Linked DNA regions of Homo sapiens: region 2 is linked to region 1. Evidence: chromatin contacts called from ENCODE Hi-C or POLR2A ChIA-PET data. All regions are on one chromosome and are shown on one strand. The core of a region is the stretch at or near the end of the contact, and the rest is flanking DNA. Distances in the headings are between cores, read along the strand shown. Region 1 holds the start of TYW3 (tRNA-yW synthesizing protein 3 homolog). Region 2 holds the start of FUBP1 (far upstream element binding protein 1).

Region 1 (6,643 bases), core at 2,221-4,720:
ACATCATCTTTTACACAAAGTTTGTGTGTAACCAGTAGCCAGCAACAGTTTTGTTTCTGAACCTCAAAACCATTTATACCCTAAAATAAAAAATAACATAATTTAAGTTTCATATAATATTTTACAAAAATAATAAGCATAATGCATAGTATATTGTAGGCTTTCTTAAATTAATAATCCCAAGTCAGGATTTTAAGTATTAATAAAAACAATTCGGTATGTTTTTGGGTAATGTTAACCCAGAATAAGAATGAGCCCAAATAACTTGAGGTAGAAAATTATGTGAAAGGTAAAACTACTTGATAAACATCTTCTGAAATATGGTCATGATTTTGCAAGAAAAAAAGGGATTAGTATAAGGGATAATACTAGCAGCACCTGAGTTGTACTCTAGCTATTTGGCTAGCACAGTATTTAAAAATGAAAAAAAAATAATTTTAATTTCTTTTGTAGGACAGCACTGTCCCAATTCCACACAAGACCTACTACCCTTTATTGTCACCTATGCCGTTTACACATTTATAATACTTCCTTGGTCTCTAGAGGCATAAATTTGTGACCTCTGAATTAGACTTTAGATGTAGTCCTGAAGGATGGAGCTAAGACTGAAAGGTCAAAGTTTCATGAAGGCAAACATTTTAATATTAACTTAAATTGAACAAATGTTTATTTGCAAAGTTCTATTAGGTACTTTGGGTATACACAGAACCTACCCCTCAAGGACACTGGAAAGGGGATGCAGGAAACCACATGAACAGAAATCACTATACTCAAAGTAACTATAATTTATACGATGGATCCACAAGAGACTCTGCTGTCTGCCCTTGGAACCGGGAATTGCTATGCATGTCCTAAATAAATATTTTGACTTCATTGTATGACTTCGGTGATGGTGACTTACGTATCTGACATTGTGCTGGCTACTCTGAATCTTAGAGCCAAATGTATGGCCCACTTCTAGCAACTTTACAGGATCTAGTGGTGGGATTGGCAACTAATGCCATCGCTGGCTTCATCTTATCTATATTTTCTTTATCCAGATTTTCCCACTTTTTATTTTTTCTTGTGTTGCCTGTTTGTAAGTTGCCCCAAATCCTTACTGAAATAAGGCAGATTTTAAAATAAACCATAATACGAGGTGTAAGATAAGAAATAAAAGTCTAACCAGTACAGAAGCAGTCATTACTTCCAAGTAGGTAGTATGTGTTTGTGGGTTCAGGTGGGAGAGGGGAGTTTTGGGAATCATGTCTCAGATATGCAGAGATAGGAAAACATTTCAGGAAAAAAACCGCCAAAAAACATGAGCAAAAGCAAGTAAATACAAGATGAAAAGAACAGTTTAGTTTCAGTAACTAGCTAAAGATGAAGAAAAGCAATGAAAAAAAGGTTGAAAGGTATACTAGAGTAAGCATTTGGATTTTCTGATGTAGAAAAATGTGTAATAAAACATAGCATAGGTGAGAGATAAGCAGAGTTGCAATTTGTCAAACATGGTTTGGAGAAGAATAGTTAAGTGGCTTGTTAGAGAACCATTGCAAAAATCAAGGCGAGACAGAGTTATGGAAATGGGGCAAGAGAGAGTTTGTGGGCAAGAATGCCATTGCTCTGAAGGTGATGGAAGTGATTTAAAAATGAACAGGCCCTGCTAACTTGAGAGATCAGCAAATAAATGATCAGTCAATAATGGACCTAAAGAATGAGCCTAACAATGTGCTGTCTTCCATGCTCTTAAGCCAATACTACGAATAAAATCAGTACACAGCCAACTTTTACAGTGCATGGGCCAGGCACAAAGCCAAATATTTCAAAAAAAATTATCCTATTTTCTCCACACAAAATCCCTATAAAGCAGATACTTTTTATTATCCTCAGTTCATAGAACAGGAAGGGGCAGAGTTGAGATAGCTTTCCTAAGGTCACATAGCCCGTGGTTTTTAATCTAAGCAGTATCACTCCCAAGCAGCCTTATCCTCAGGGGATATGTCCCAAGACCCCCTAGTGGATGCCTGAAACCTCAGATCAATTTCTTTTTCCTTCTTCACTTCACAATTTCACTGACAAGATTCATTCTTTCCGTAGATCTTAGCAACCTCAGCATATGCTGTTTTTTCTTTCCTTAAGTCTTTCCTTAAGAACTTTCACCTTTTCACTTCAAAAAAGCACTTTAAAACTTACTGTTGGCAGATCCAAATCGCCAGCATCATTACTCCCGTACTTTGGGGCCATTATTAAGTAAAATAAGAGTTACTTGAACACAAGCACTGTGATACCACCACAGTCGATCTGATAACCCAGAAGGCTACCAAGCAGCTAAAGGGCAGCAAGAATATATAGTGGAATATTCTGGACAAAGGGATGATTCACCTTCCATTCTGGAAGGAGCTGGTTGGCTCAAGATTTTATCACGCTACTCAGAACAGCATGCAATTTAAAACTTACTAATTGTTTATTTCTGGAATTTTCATTTAATATTTTCAGACTGCTGTTGACTGGGGTAACTGAACCTGCAAATAAGGAGGTATGGCTTGTACAGCTGCTTCTTGATTTATGATGGGGTTACATCCCAATAAATCCGTCATAAGTGGAAAATGTAAGTCAAAATGCATTTACTACCCCTGTAAACCCATCATAAAGTTAAAAAAAAAAGTCTAACCATCCTAAATTATATACGATCGTACTTTTCTCTGCGTAAAACTACTAGAGTTGTAATAATGGAGGGGCTCACTAGGAGGCAGTAAACTCCTTAACACTGGTGATGTTCAAGCATGCAGTAACAATGATTTGCCAGAGCTGTTGATGAGCGGATTCCGGCATTCAATACCTTAGCAAGCTACAAAGTCTTTAGATTCCCTTAGTATTCATATAATAAAATCAAATTTTCTAAACTTTGCCACACAAGATAGTTCCCAGGTCAGCAGTTTCAACATCATTTGGGCACTTGTTAGAAATGCACAGTATCAGGCCCTACCCTACACTTAAAGAATCGGGATCTGTATTTTAAAAGATGCTCAGCTGATTAATAGCCACGTTAAACTTTTAGAAGCACTGATCTAATCCCCTAAATTTCACATATAAAGAAACAGAGACCACCCCTCAGAGGAGCAAACACAGACATGCTGGATCCGGTCGTCACTGGATGGGAACAGGGCTCCTGAAGTTTCGCACTAGAAGGCAGGCGATGGACAGGCGCAAAGGGGCCTCACCCGGTCAAGGAGTAGGATGCGGCCAGCGCAGGAGCTGGTGGTGAAAAACTGATCTCGCATGTTCAGAAACTGCACAAGCTCTACCACATCCTCGTCAACACTGCCCTTCCGGCTGAGGTCCGCTTTGCTCAAACATTGCGCCTTCCATTTCCTGAACTCCGCGCTGCGATCCATGGGTGACGGACTCAGGGTCTGCGCTCGGCTCCTTCATGGTAGCCTCGTCTCTCCCTGGGGGCAGCCATATTGAAGCGAGCGGTGGCCGAAAAGGTCCAAACTTCCTCTTCGTTCTTAATTTGGGAAATTCTAGTGCCTTCGCCTAGGGGTGGAGAGAGGCGCACATCCTGGGTGGAGCGAGGCGCACATCCTGGGTGGAGCCTGCAAAAGTTGGAGAAGGTGTGGCAGTCCTCATTTCTGTGGAATCTGAAGAAGCCCACGCAGATTTTAATTCCCACTCTAGATTCTGGTAAGTGGTTTTAAAAACTCTCCTTAGTTGTTTAGACAGCGAATCTCCCCACTGCTCGTCCAAGTGGAACCGAGTTTGATTTTGGCTGCACCCCTTTCCTGCCCTCTGTCCTCCCAGAGAACTAGTGCGTAGAGCTCCAGACCGAAGCCATTCCCCTCCAGGGGCTGCAAGTTCCCATCCATAAATCAGGTAGGAAGTTTTGCCTTCTGGTCCTGGGCTCCTAGCCCTGGTCCTGCGTTTAGGCTCTGAGTTTAGGCTACCACACCATGAGGTGTCCGTTGGCACTACCCCTGCCCAGCCTCCGCCCCCCGCACTCCCTGTCCCCCAGCCCCACGCTGCACCCCCCCCCCCCCCCCCCGCCAGTCACCCGCTTGATTTTTCCCTGCAGCCAGTGCCTGGGTTTGGGGATTCCTGCAGCAGCGCCCAGCGGTCTGTCCAGGGCCCCTTCCCACAGCCCAGCTCTCAGCTGTAGAGGATTTGTCCTAGGTAGGGCCCCTTCCCACAGCCCAGCTGTAGGGGATTTCTTCTCCTAGGTAGGGCCCCTTCGCACAGCCCAGCTGTAGGGATTTGATTTCTTCTCCTAGGTAGGGCCCCTTCCCACAGCCCACCTGTCAGCTGTAGGGGATTTCTCCTAGGTAGGGCTCCTTCCCACAGCCCAGCTGTGGGGGATTTCTTCTCCTAGGTAGTGCCCCTTCGCACAGCCCAGCTGTAGGGGATTTGATTTCTTCTCCTAGGTAGGGCCCCTTCCCACAGCCCACCTGTCAGCTGTAGGGGATTTCTCCTAGGTAGGGCTCCTTCCCACAGCCCAGCTGTAGGGGATTTCTTCTCCTAGGTAGTGCCCCTTCGCACAGCCCAGCTGTAGGGGATTTGATTTCTTCTCCTAGGTAGGGCCCCTTCCCACAGCCCAGCTGTGGGGGATTTTTTGTCTTGGATTCCCACAATTACAGGTTTCCCGGAGCTTCCTCCAGCTTTGCCATCAGGATTGCAGTCTTTGAGAGAAATGTATAGTTTTATTGACCCTGTGACGCCCACCACCTAGAATAATCTTCAAAAGAAAATTACAAAACACCCTGTTAACACATCGTTGGATGTTTATACTGAGTTTCTAGAGGAGACTCAGTGACCAGGGAAGGTGTGTCAATGATTAAACCTAAAGGCTAAAGTTTGGAATGCTTGTCCGTAGCTAATGGAAATTGTTGTGCGAGTCCCTCTGAAGCCACTGTGATTACGTGTCTGGTTAGCGCAGCGAGTTCAGCAGCAAATCTCTCCAAGCTCTACTCCTCCAGCATTAGGGAACAGACTGCCCTGTTCCATACGATCATGGAACCTGGAGGAGTCCGAAATTATTAAACTCCTCCCCTCTTCTTACCCCGTCCTATCTCAAGTGAACAGAAGTGACCTGATAAGATCACACAGCCAGGAAGAGACTTTCTCTGACCACTTGTAATTCTTGCCTTTTTTACATTTCTGGGTTAATAATAAACCATATGCTTACATGAGTCATTGTGTATTAGCAGCAGAACAATTTGTAATGATTGATTTTTTTTCTAAGTTTTCAGTTTTTAAAATTCTTGCCAGAATTCTTATTTAATTTTACTTTTGCTCTTGTCTCATAATGTTCCTTTGCTCTGGCTTTGTGACTTGATCTGTTCATCCTATGTTAAAATATACTCCTAACATTTTCCCAATTCCTTTAATTTTCGTTTAAATCAAATGGATACAAGCATAGCCAGGAAAAAGATCACTGTTGGAAGAGGGATTTTAGATTTTCTATTTCCTAGATTTGTAAGGCATATTGGCAACCTTTCAGAGGTAAAATTAAACCAAAAATTAAACCAAGGGACTCTTAATTTTTAAAAGTTTATATTTGATAAACAGGAAGGCCTATTTGAAGTATAGTTTAATTAAAAAGCACAAGCAATGGAAAGGCCTGTCCTGTTCACAAGGATCCGATGCTAGGGAGTAATTTTTTTTTATACATTTTTAAAAATAGAATCATGTCCTTTGTATTTCTGCTGCATTCCCTGACTTAGTGGGCATTTGAGAAATTTCAAACTCTAAGCAGATGCCTTAGTCATAAAATATGCGATTCTACCTGCAGGTTAGTTTGATTTCACATTTTCTAGCTCAATCTGTCTCACTATCACTATTGTAAAGTTTATTTCTACGAAGTAAAGGGTCTTATATGCCAGCATCTCAAAGGGTGAGATGAAAAGGATGGTAAAGAAAAAAATCAGCTAACACCATTTAATTACAGGACTTGGGTTCTAGCTTTGCTTCTGTGTGACCCTGACCAAGTCTCTTAACCTCTTGTGATGTTTTCTCATCCATAAAATGGATGGCGATTTTATTTTTACTTCTGCATAAAATAATAGTTTAAATAACTTCTCTACCTGTTCTGAAAACAGTTAAGTCAATGGAGGTGGAAGACTTATGCTTTTTAGAAGAAATCCGGTATTACAGGATTTTAAGTATTATCCTATTTGCCATCAGTATGCCACGTTATTTTATTCTTTGTGTAATCTCCTTTGACAGGCTTCATCGTTATGAAGCATATGATGATCCCGTGGATAGGTGAGTTCAAAGGCAATGAGTGCAGGTTGGAGCCTGATGAATCAGAATGCTAAAGGCTCAGTGGGAGATAAGATCAACAGAAGCAAAGTAGGAGATAGTGTGGTCAGGCCATGCCCCATCACTTTCAAGCCTGATAGGATAATGTAGTCAGATAGTACTGGGCAAAGCAGATGAGTCTTCCAAATCCAGTAGGATGAGTCATCTTCCTTTATTCCTTTCTCCCAACTTAGCCAATGCCAAAATGTGGGGGGGGAAAGATACAGATCCTATTTCAGAGTAATTTTACTTTTATTATTACAACAGTTTTTTTATGGTAATCATGAGATGTGAGTGAAAGAAATATGTAGGAAGTAGGTAGATATCGAAAATGGAAAAAGCAAGCATCTCATAGGCTATGTGTGTA
Region 2 (7,754 bases), core at 1,959-4,458, 3.2 Mb before region 1:
TTAGACATTTTGTTTTTGAGGCAACATGTAAAACCAAAGTTTTGTAGGTAGCTGTTTGGAAACATCTAGGAAACAAGTATAGGATCAATTTACAGGAAATTACAAGTATATTAGTGCATATTTGTATATAGCAGCTTTATTATAAATTATTGTAATGTATGCTATGGAATAAGCTAAACTCACTTAAGAACCGGATGATAAGGCCAGTTATTTAAGACAGATGCTTTCAGGAGTCCCAAACTTTCAATCTAACATTATTACCTAAAGTAATGGAAAGCTGGGAGTGTTGTCTTACAAGAAGAGGTGGAGAGCTCCAAATTTTTCTCTAAAAATTAATAATCTATTTCCTATATATCCTATGATGCCCTGTTATATCTCCCATGATCATAATCAAAGGACAGATCCTGGCAATGAATGTGTGGAGTGACCAAACAAATACTCCATTAATATTCAAAGAGGCCTTTTGTATAATACACTAAAGATGTTTGTTCTTTTATTAGATTTGAAGAACACTGAAAAGTTTGGAATGACACCTTAGCAACCCCCCAAATATTCCTCCCAGCTTCACTGAAGAGATCCTAAAAAGCAGTTTATTTATATTTTCACAAAGAACCTTTGTCTCAAGCATTAATTTTTCCAAAAGATTAAGCTATCAAGAATTTTATTGTGGCTGGGCGCGGTGGCTCATGCCTGTAATCCCAGCACTTTGGGAGGCCAAAGAGGGTGGATCATGAGGTCAGGAGTTCGAGACCAGCCTGGCCAACATGGTGAAACACTGTCTCTACTAAAAATACAAAAATCAGCTGGGCGTAGTGGTGGGTGCCTGTCATCCCAGCTACTCGGGAGGCTGAGGCAGAACTGCTTGAAGCCAGTAGGCAGAGGTTACAGTGAGCCGAGATCATGCCACTGCACTCCAGTCTGGGTGACAGGGTGAGTCCGTCTCAAAAAAAAAAAAAATTAGGCATAGTGGTGCACACCTGTGATCCCAGCTACTCCAGAGGCTGAGGTGGGAGAATCTCTTGAACCTGGGAGGCTGAGGTTTCAGTGAGCCAAGATCGTGCCACTGCACTCCAGCCTGGGCAACAGAGCGAGTATGTAAAAAAAAAAAAAAAAAAAATTGAGGTCCTTACATATTTTCAATATTCAGTGATAACTAAAATAAATTGAGATATACATAAATTTGTTTTGAGGGTAAATTATAGCACTGTGGTAAATTACATTGATCAAAAGATCTGATTGTATTGCCTAATTAATAAAATATGAAAAAATCAAGACATTTTCAAAATACAACTGGAAAATTTCTACCTAGCCGCACACCCAACACTGCTTTTACTGTTTTTCTATACATTATGATTAAATCTGTAGTCCCATACGTGCACTGATTTTTCAAATGCAAATTCCACCAAAATTTATAGGGATGGCCATGAACACTGAAAAAGATCATCAGAGCTATAAATGGATACTACTGCCTTAAAAGCTGATTAAAGGGAAATGATGGCTCACCTGTATCTACATTCATATTAACTGCTATTTTGGTGCTTAAGCAAATGAACACATTACTTTTAGGTTTTCAGAAAGAATGCAGCATATATATATTTCTCACAATTACTCTTAAGAGCTGCTGAAAAAGTATTTTTTTAGACCTAACCAAGTAAGACAAAATGCCACAAAGTCGAGAAAGTTCATTTTACCTCATTGTTTGTTATTTAAACAAATAATTTTGGAAAAAAAAAGTCACTGTGATATACTCAATAATAAAGAGTAAGACTTCTAAAGTATCCTCACGATTCCTGGAGCTTACTACTATTAACACAGTAAATTACATGCCACGATATGTTGGAGAAGGTCTGAAGAAATGTCTGGCATTACTTGGTAACTGAAGTACATAACATAAAATACCAATTTACACACACACACACACACACACACACACACACACATATATATATATATATACCTAGTCCTGTGATGACAATTCAGAATATGATCTTACATTTGAGTACCCACAGGATGGGGTGGGAGAAACTACGCCTAAGAAGCTACAAAATCTATTTTGGTCAAGAAACAATGCTGTTCTTAACTTAAGAGACCTTAACAGGCCGGGCGCAGTGCCTCGCGCCTATAATCCTAGCATTCTGGGAGGCCGAGGCGGGTGGATCACGAGGTCACGAGATCGAGACCATCCTGGCTAACACGGTGAAACCCCGTCTCTACTACAAACGCAAAAAATTAGCCCAGACGTGGTGGCAGGCGCCTGTTGTCCCAGCTACTCGGGAGGCTGAGGCAGGAGAATCGCTTGAACCCAGGAGGCGGAGGATGCAGTGAGCCGAGACCGCGCCACTGCACTCCAGCCTGGGTAACAGAGCGAGACTCTCAAAACAAACAAACAAACAAAAAAAAACCCTTAATAAAAATGGCCATGGACACATACATATACTAGGTTATTAAATCTGGCTAACACTGAACTTTAAGAACAATCACGTTTTTGGATAAAGAAAAGGGCAGTCATACTTTTAGAGCCTCATCCACATTATTTTAAACAAAAAACTTAAAATATGGTCGAGAACTAACAGGCTTCCAGCCTGAATTCAACACCCACCCTCGTGATAAAACTAAAAAATCGGACAGTCTGTAAGTAAAATACAGGGACACTTTACTACCCTGAAAATCATGCTGGGTTCCCGCTACGCCGGGCAGACGTTTTCAGGAGCATCACCGCGCGGCGTCTCGGACGCACTTCTCCTGGCGCCCTCCGGGCGGCAGCGCTCTCGAGACACTGTTGCTTCGCCGTCACGCCCGTCGTTGTCACGCCCTTCCCCGCGGACACCGAGAATGACCCATAGCGGAAAATTCTACCGCACTACCTCCCTGAGGCAGCGACCGGTAAGAAACAACCTTTTCTTCAGGCTTCCCACCACCCAAACACAGTCGCAGTCAACTGGCCACTATCACCCACCACCCTGCAGGAACAATTACCCAGCCTCACCCCAAGAACGCGCGGAGAGGAGGTGCCAAAAGAAATTCTGTTCTCGCGAAGTCTTAAACTTAATCCTCGCGACGTCTCTGTTCCTGTCGTTCTTTCTCAGCCCTAACCCACACCAGCGCGTTGCCTCGGAAACATCGCGAGATTTTGTTCCTTCAGTCTCCGCCCCTTTACGGCACGATGGTCGCGCAAGAATGTAATAGAGCTTCGACGGCCGCCATTTTCTTTCTTTCTTAGCTGTTAGCTGAGAGGAAGTCTCTGAACAGGCGGCAGCGGCTCTTATAGTGCAACCATGGCAGACTATTCAACAGTGCCTCCCCCCTCTTCTGGCTCAGCTGGTGGCGGTGGTGGCGGCGGTGGTGGTGGAGGAGTTAACGACGCTTTCAAAGATGCACTGCAGAGAGCCCGGCAGGTAAGTGTGGACCGCGCGGCGGAATCCCGAAAGCTCACGGTAATTGGCCGCTGACTGAGTAGGCCGCTACCCTTAAGCGCATGAGGAAGAGGAAAGAGGTGTTCTTCCGGGCTGAAATGTGAAGAGACACGTTTCCCCATGTTGGTAATAACGATTAGAGACCAGAACCCAGTTTTGTGTTCTTGGTGCCTAATCCACTTAGAACCCCGACGCGTGCTACGCAAAGAAGGCCTGAAGTCTTTCTCCCGCTTCTGCGGCACTCGCGTGTCTCCAGTGAGCTAGTTTAGATAAAGATCCTCTTCCAGGGGATAAAGCGCAGTTAGTTTCACACAATTTAATGGAAGGTTCTGGTAATGAGTTTGGGAAAGAACTAGGGTCTGTCCTGGAGCCATAGCAAGGGAAGGGATTTATCATTAAAGTAGCCTTTACAGCTCATTTCCGTTCTCTCTCGCAATTAAAACCGCTTTCAGTACCATTCACCGTCACACCTCTACAAGGAAGGGACTTGAAAGCAGCCTTTTTCTGGGCGGGATTTACGTGTCAGTCTGTTCCACCAGTCCGCCCCCCTTATTTCTCAAAATGGCCTCAGGCCCATTATACCAGAGGTTTCAATTTGAATCTGCCTCTCAGTTCAGAGTCGTAAACTGACCAGACCTCTTTGTATTACGTAGTGCGTGCATTTGCCCTGAAGGCACCACTTTCCCAGACGAAAGCTGTTAAAATAGTGCGTGTATTCCAGGAAAATAAAAGATACCTTAATTTGAACTTTACATTCTTAGATAGTCCCCTAATATATTTAACATTTCAAAATGTATGGTGTTGGTATAGATTTGCATGTAAGCAAAAGAATCCTATTCTCTGTGACACTATGCATATTGTACTAGGTGCTGGGCATTTTTTACTAGTTTTAAGCTAATGATAATTAGAAACCAGTGTTGTGCTGTGTTTTCGTTGCATTAGGAGTTCACTTAGTTAACTTTTTACCGGGACAGTTGAAGGAACATTGAGTCAAAATTAGAATTCATAAAATCCGTTGTAACACATCTAATGTGAACGCATTATAAACATGTACCTGTACTTTTTTATAACCAGAAATACTAGGAGTAGTCAACAAAAGGTCATCATTAATATTAGTTCTGCGGTTTTTTCCACGTAATTTAAGAAATTCTGAACATGTTTAGCAACAAGCATATAACTATGACAAACACTCTTAGCGTGTTTTATTAGATTGATTTGTAAAACTTAAGGGAACTATTTTATTTACTGGAACCAACTATTTTATTTTACCAGAACCAGCACATTGGATTAATTGGTATCGCACACTGTAGGTAGATACTGGAGTTTTGTTTTGTTTTGTTTGAGACGGAGTCTCCCTCTGTCGCCCAGACTGGAGTGCAGTGGTGCGATCTCGTCCCACTGCAACCTCTGCCTCCCGGCTTCAAGCAATTCTCCTGCCTCAGCCTCCCGAGTAGCTGGGATTACAGGCGCCCGCCACCATGCCCGGCTAATTTTTTGTGTTTTTTTTGTTTGTTTGTTTGTTTTCAGTAGAGACAGGGTTTCACCATGCTGGCCAGGCTGGTCTCGAACTCCTGACCTCGTGATCCGCCCGTCTTGGCCTCCCAAAGCTGGGATTACAGGCGTGAGCCGCTGCGCCCGGCCTTGTTTTTTTTCGTTTGTTTGTTTTAATGCATGAATTGTTTCCTACTAAGAAGCTATGATATAGTTCCTTGACCAAATGCAGATGAACAGGATTATCTGATTAATACTTTAACGAGAGCAGACAAAATATGGATATTTAATTCATCCACTTGCTTTATAAGTGTTTATAGAGTTTGTTAGGAGGGGATGCCCAATTTCCTAAGTAAAGGTGATATATGAGCAAGACATTATAAAATGAAAGAGAGTTTGGCCAGTGAAGAAAAGAAGCAGCATGCGCAGAGGTGTGGGGACTTGAGGGAATGGCAAGGACCCAGAAGTGAAGTCGCTAGAAGATGGGGGTGGGAGGACGTGAAACGAGGCAAGGAAAGGTACAAGCGGATCCAGATACTGGAAGACCTTGTGTTGCAATGCTTTAATTAAAAATTGGATTTCAGGCCGGGTACGGTGGCTCACGCCTGTAGTCCCAGCACTTTGGGAGGCTGAGGCAGGCAGATCACTTGAAGTCGGAGTTTAAGACCAGCCTGGCCAACATGGTGAAACCCCATCTTTACAAAAAATACAAAAAGTAGCCGGGCTTGGTGGCCTGTGCCTGTAGTCCTAGCTACTTGGGAGGCTGAGGCACAAGAACCGCTTCAACCTGGGAAGTGGAGGTTGCAGTGAGTGGAGATCACGCTGCTGCACTCCAGCCTGGTCATAGAGCGAGACCCTGTCTCAAAAAAAAAAAAATTGGATTTTATTATTAGGCTAAGCCATAATTTCTTTATACTTCTTAAAATATAGAAATTGTTGGCAAATTGTGAAATTTATTGTTGTATAATGCTAATAGATCAGTTGTCCTGATGTCTTTGCTGTAATGATTTCTTTATAAAAATGATCTTAAATCTGAGCTCCCTAACTTTAGTTTTTGCCTGGAATTACCCATTACATTTGATGATATCTCTAAATGTCAGTTGTAGCTGTTACTCTGATGATATAAGTGGAATATACAGAAGCGTACTTAGACAAAAGTTAGGTTAATATCTGAACTACTTCCTCCTTGTGTATTTAAGAGAATATTGACTTAAGTTTCTAGAATCCTCAACTAATCCTAAGTTTATTTTCTTTGTCTAGAATACTATGCTGTTTTTGTTTTTGGAAGGAAGAGATATAGGCATAGTTTCCTGCTCTCAAGGAGCTTCAAAGGCTGTACCAGTGGGGATGCCATTGGTATTTTTAGCTGGATAGTTGTTATTCAGAAAAGCAGGACAAGTAATTATGATTCCTGGTCCGTACCTGGTAATGCCAGTAATGTTAACTCTAGCTGGTTGTTGACATCTGGTCATTTAGTTGCCAATCTTCTTTTTTTTTTTCTGGCTTTTATGTGAAATTTTTAGATTTTTATAATATCCTGAGCTAAATTCAACACAGGGACACCAGATTGCTGCTTTAGTTCAGGGTTTCCAGCCTGTGCACTTAAGAAATTTATTTTTGTGTATATCAAGCTGTAACTCCAGAGATTGGGATTGTTTGATTGGGTCTTTAGCAGTGGTACTAATAGCAACTTCTGTCTCTAGAACATTGGAAAATTAAAATGTGTTTATCTACCGTTTTTTTCCTCGAGGTTATATGAAGGTAGAAATGAATCAGACTAGATGATTAGCTAAGCGAGACTATTAACCCTCATCCCTTCCCCTCTAGACAACTATGAAATTAGTCATTATGTATTCGATCCTTCTTGCAGTCTCTTCTCTGACAGTTATAAAAGTGATTTAGGCTGCATAATGTTGTTTGAATGAAATGAAAATATAGACTAGAGCTGTTTTTTTTTTTATTTCCATCAGTCTCTTCAGTGAAAACTAACATTTGAGCATGATTCTTTTTTTAAATCATTTTGTGACAGTTTAGCAAGGCTTGTGATAAGCAAGTTATGGTATGGTAATATTTCTAGTGTCCACGTTTCTTCACATGTCTGGTGTATGGGAACTACTAACTCCATCAGGACCTTGCCTATAGTAGGTACTCAACATTTACTGAATTAAATCAATAAACATTTTTAATGAATTACAGTACAAGTCAGACCTCTGTATCTGTGGGCTCTGCATCTGCAAATTCAGCCAACCATGGATCAGAAATATTAGAAAAATGGAAGAACAGTCCAGCAATACAAGTAATATGAATAAAAACAATACAACAACTATGTACATTGTATCAGGTATTATAAGTAATTTAGAGATGCTTTAAGTATACTGAAGGATTTGCGTAGGTTATATGCAGATACTGTACCATTTTATATAAGGAACTTGAGCATCTGTGGATTTTGGTATTTGCATGGTTCCTGGAACCAATCCCCCAGGGATACTGAGGGACTATAGTTGATCATACCACCTGATTTTAGAGATTTTCTGAGTCTCAGAAGTTAATTAAGTAAACTACAATAGTCTGTTCTTAACCTCGGAGGATACATTCCAAGAACCTCAGTGAATATCTGAAACCACAGATAGTATTGAATCCAATATATACACGGTAATATTTTTTCCTATACATATGTATCTATAAAGTTTAAATTCTAAATCAGACACAGTATTAACGATAATAATAAATTAGTGCAAGACTGGGCATAGTGGTTCACACCTATAATCTTAACACTTTAACTATGACGTTGTCTTTGAAAAGAAATCAGCTAGCCAAGGTGGCTCATGGCTGTAATCCTAGTGTTTTGAG

Evidence for each region. Hi-C counts contacts between places; a loop is a spot of excess contacts on that map. ChIA-PET counts read pairs that join two places held with the same protein, here RNA polymerase II (POLR2A). Pooled maps may share reads with other maps.
Region 2: a map of naive thymus-derived CD4-positive, alpha-beta T cell shows a loop between it and region 1 (6-fold over the local background). The contact joins the promoter of FUBP1 here to the promoter of TYW3 in region 1. A Hi-C loop is called at or near these places in 1 of 168 maps with a recorded cell type or tissue (naive thymus-derived CD4-positive, alpha-beta T cell), 3 of 37 single-sample maps with no recorded cell type and 10 of 50 pooled maps. POLR2A ChIA-PET finds 5 or more read pairs at or near these places in 3 of 52 experiments (CD4-positive, alpha-beta T cell, CD8-positive, alpha-beta T cell and naive thymus-derived CD4-positive, alpha-beta T cell).

The regions. Positions count from the first base shown.
Region 1 is chr1:74,729,979-74,736,621 of GRCh38, reverse strand. It overlaps TYW3 (tRNA-yW synthesizing protein 3 homolog), which reads right to left and starts at 3,470. Exons shown (of 6, transcript NM_138467.3): 1 at 3,204-3,470; 2 at 1-80. The coding sequence starts at 3,377. It overlaps CRYZ (crystallin zeta), which reads left to right and starts at 3,572. Exons shown (of 9, transcript NM_001889.4): 1 at 3,572-3,666. RefSeq lists enhancers at 2,856-2,955, 3,336-3,625, 3,180-3,890, 4,486-4,775.
Region 2 is chr1:77,974,526-77,982,279 of GRCh38, reverse strand. It overlaps FUBP1 (far upstream element binding protein 1), which reads left to right and starts at 3,208. Exons shown (of 20, transcript NM_003902.5): 1 at 3,208-3,395. The coding sequence starts at 3,276. It also overlaps a transcript of DNAJB4 not described here. RefSeq lists enhancers at 2,735-2,794, 2,805-2,954, 3,265-3,394, 3,405-3,464, 3,475-3,524 and 1 more.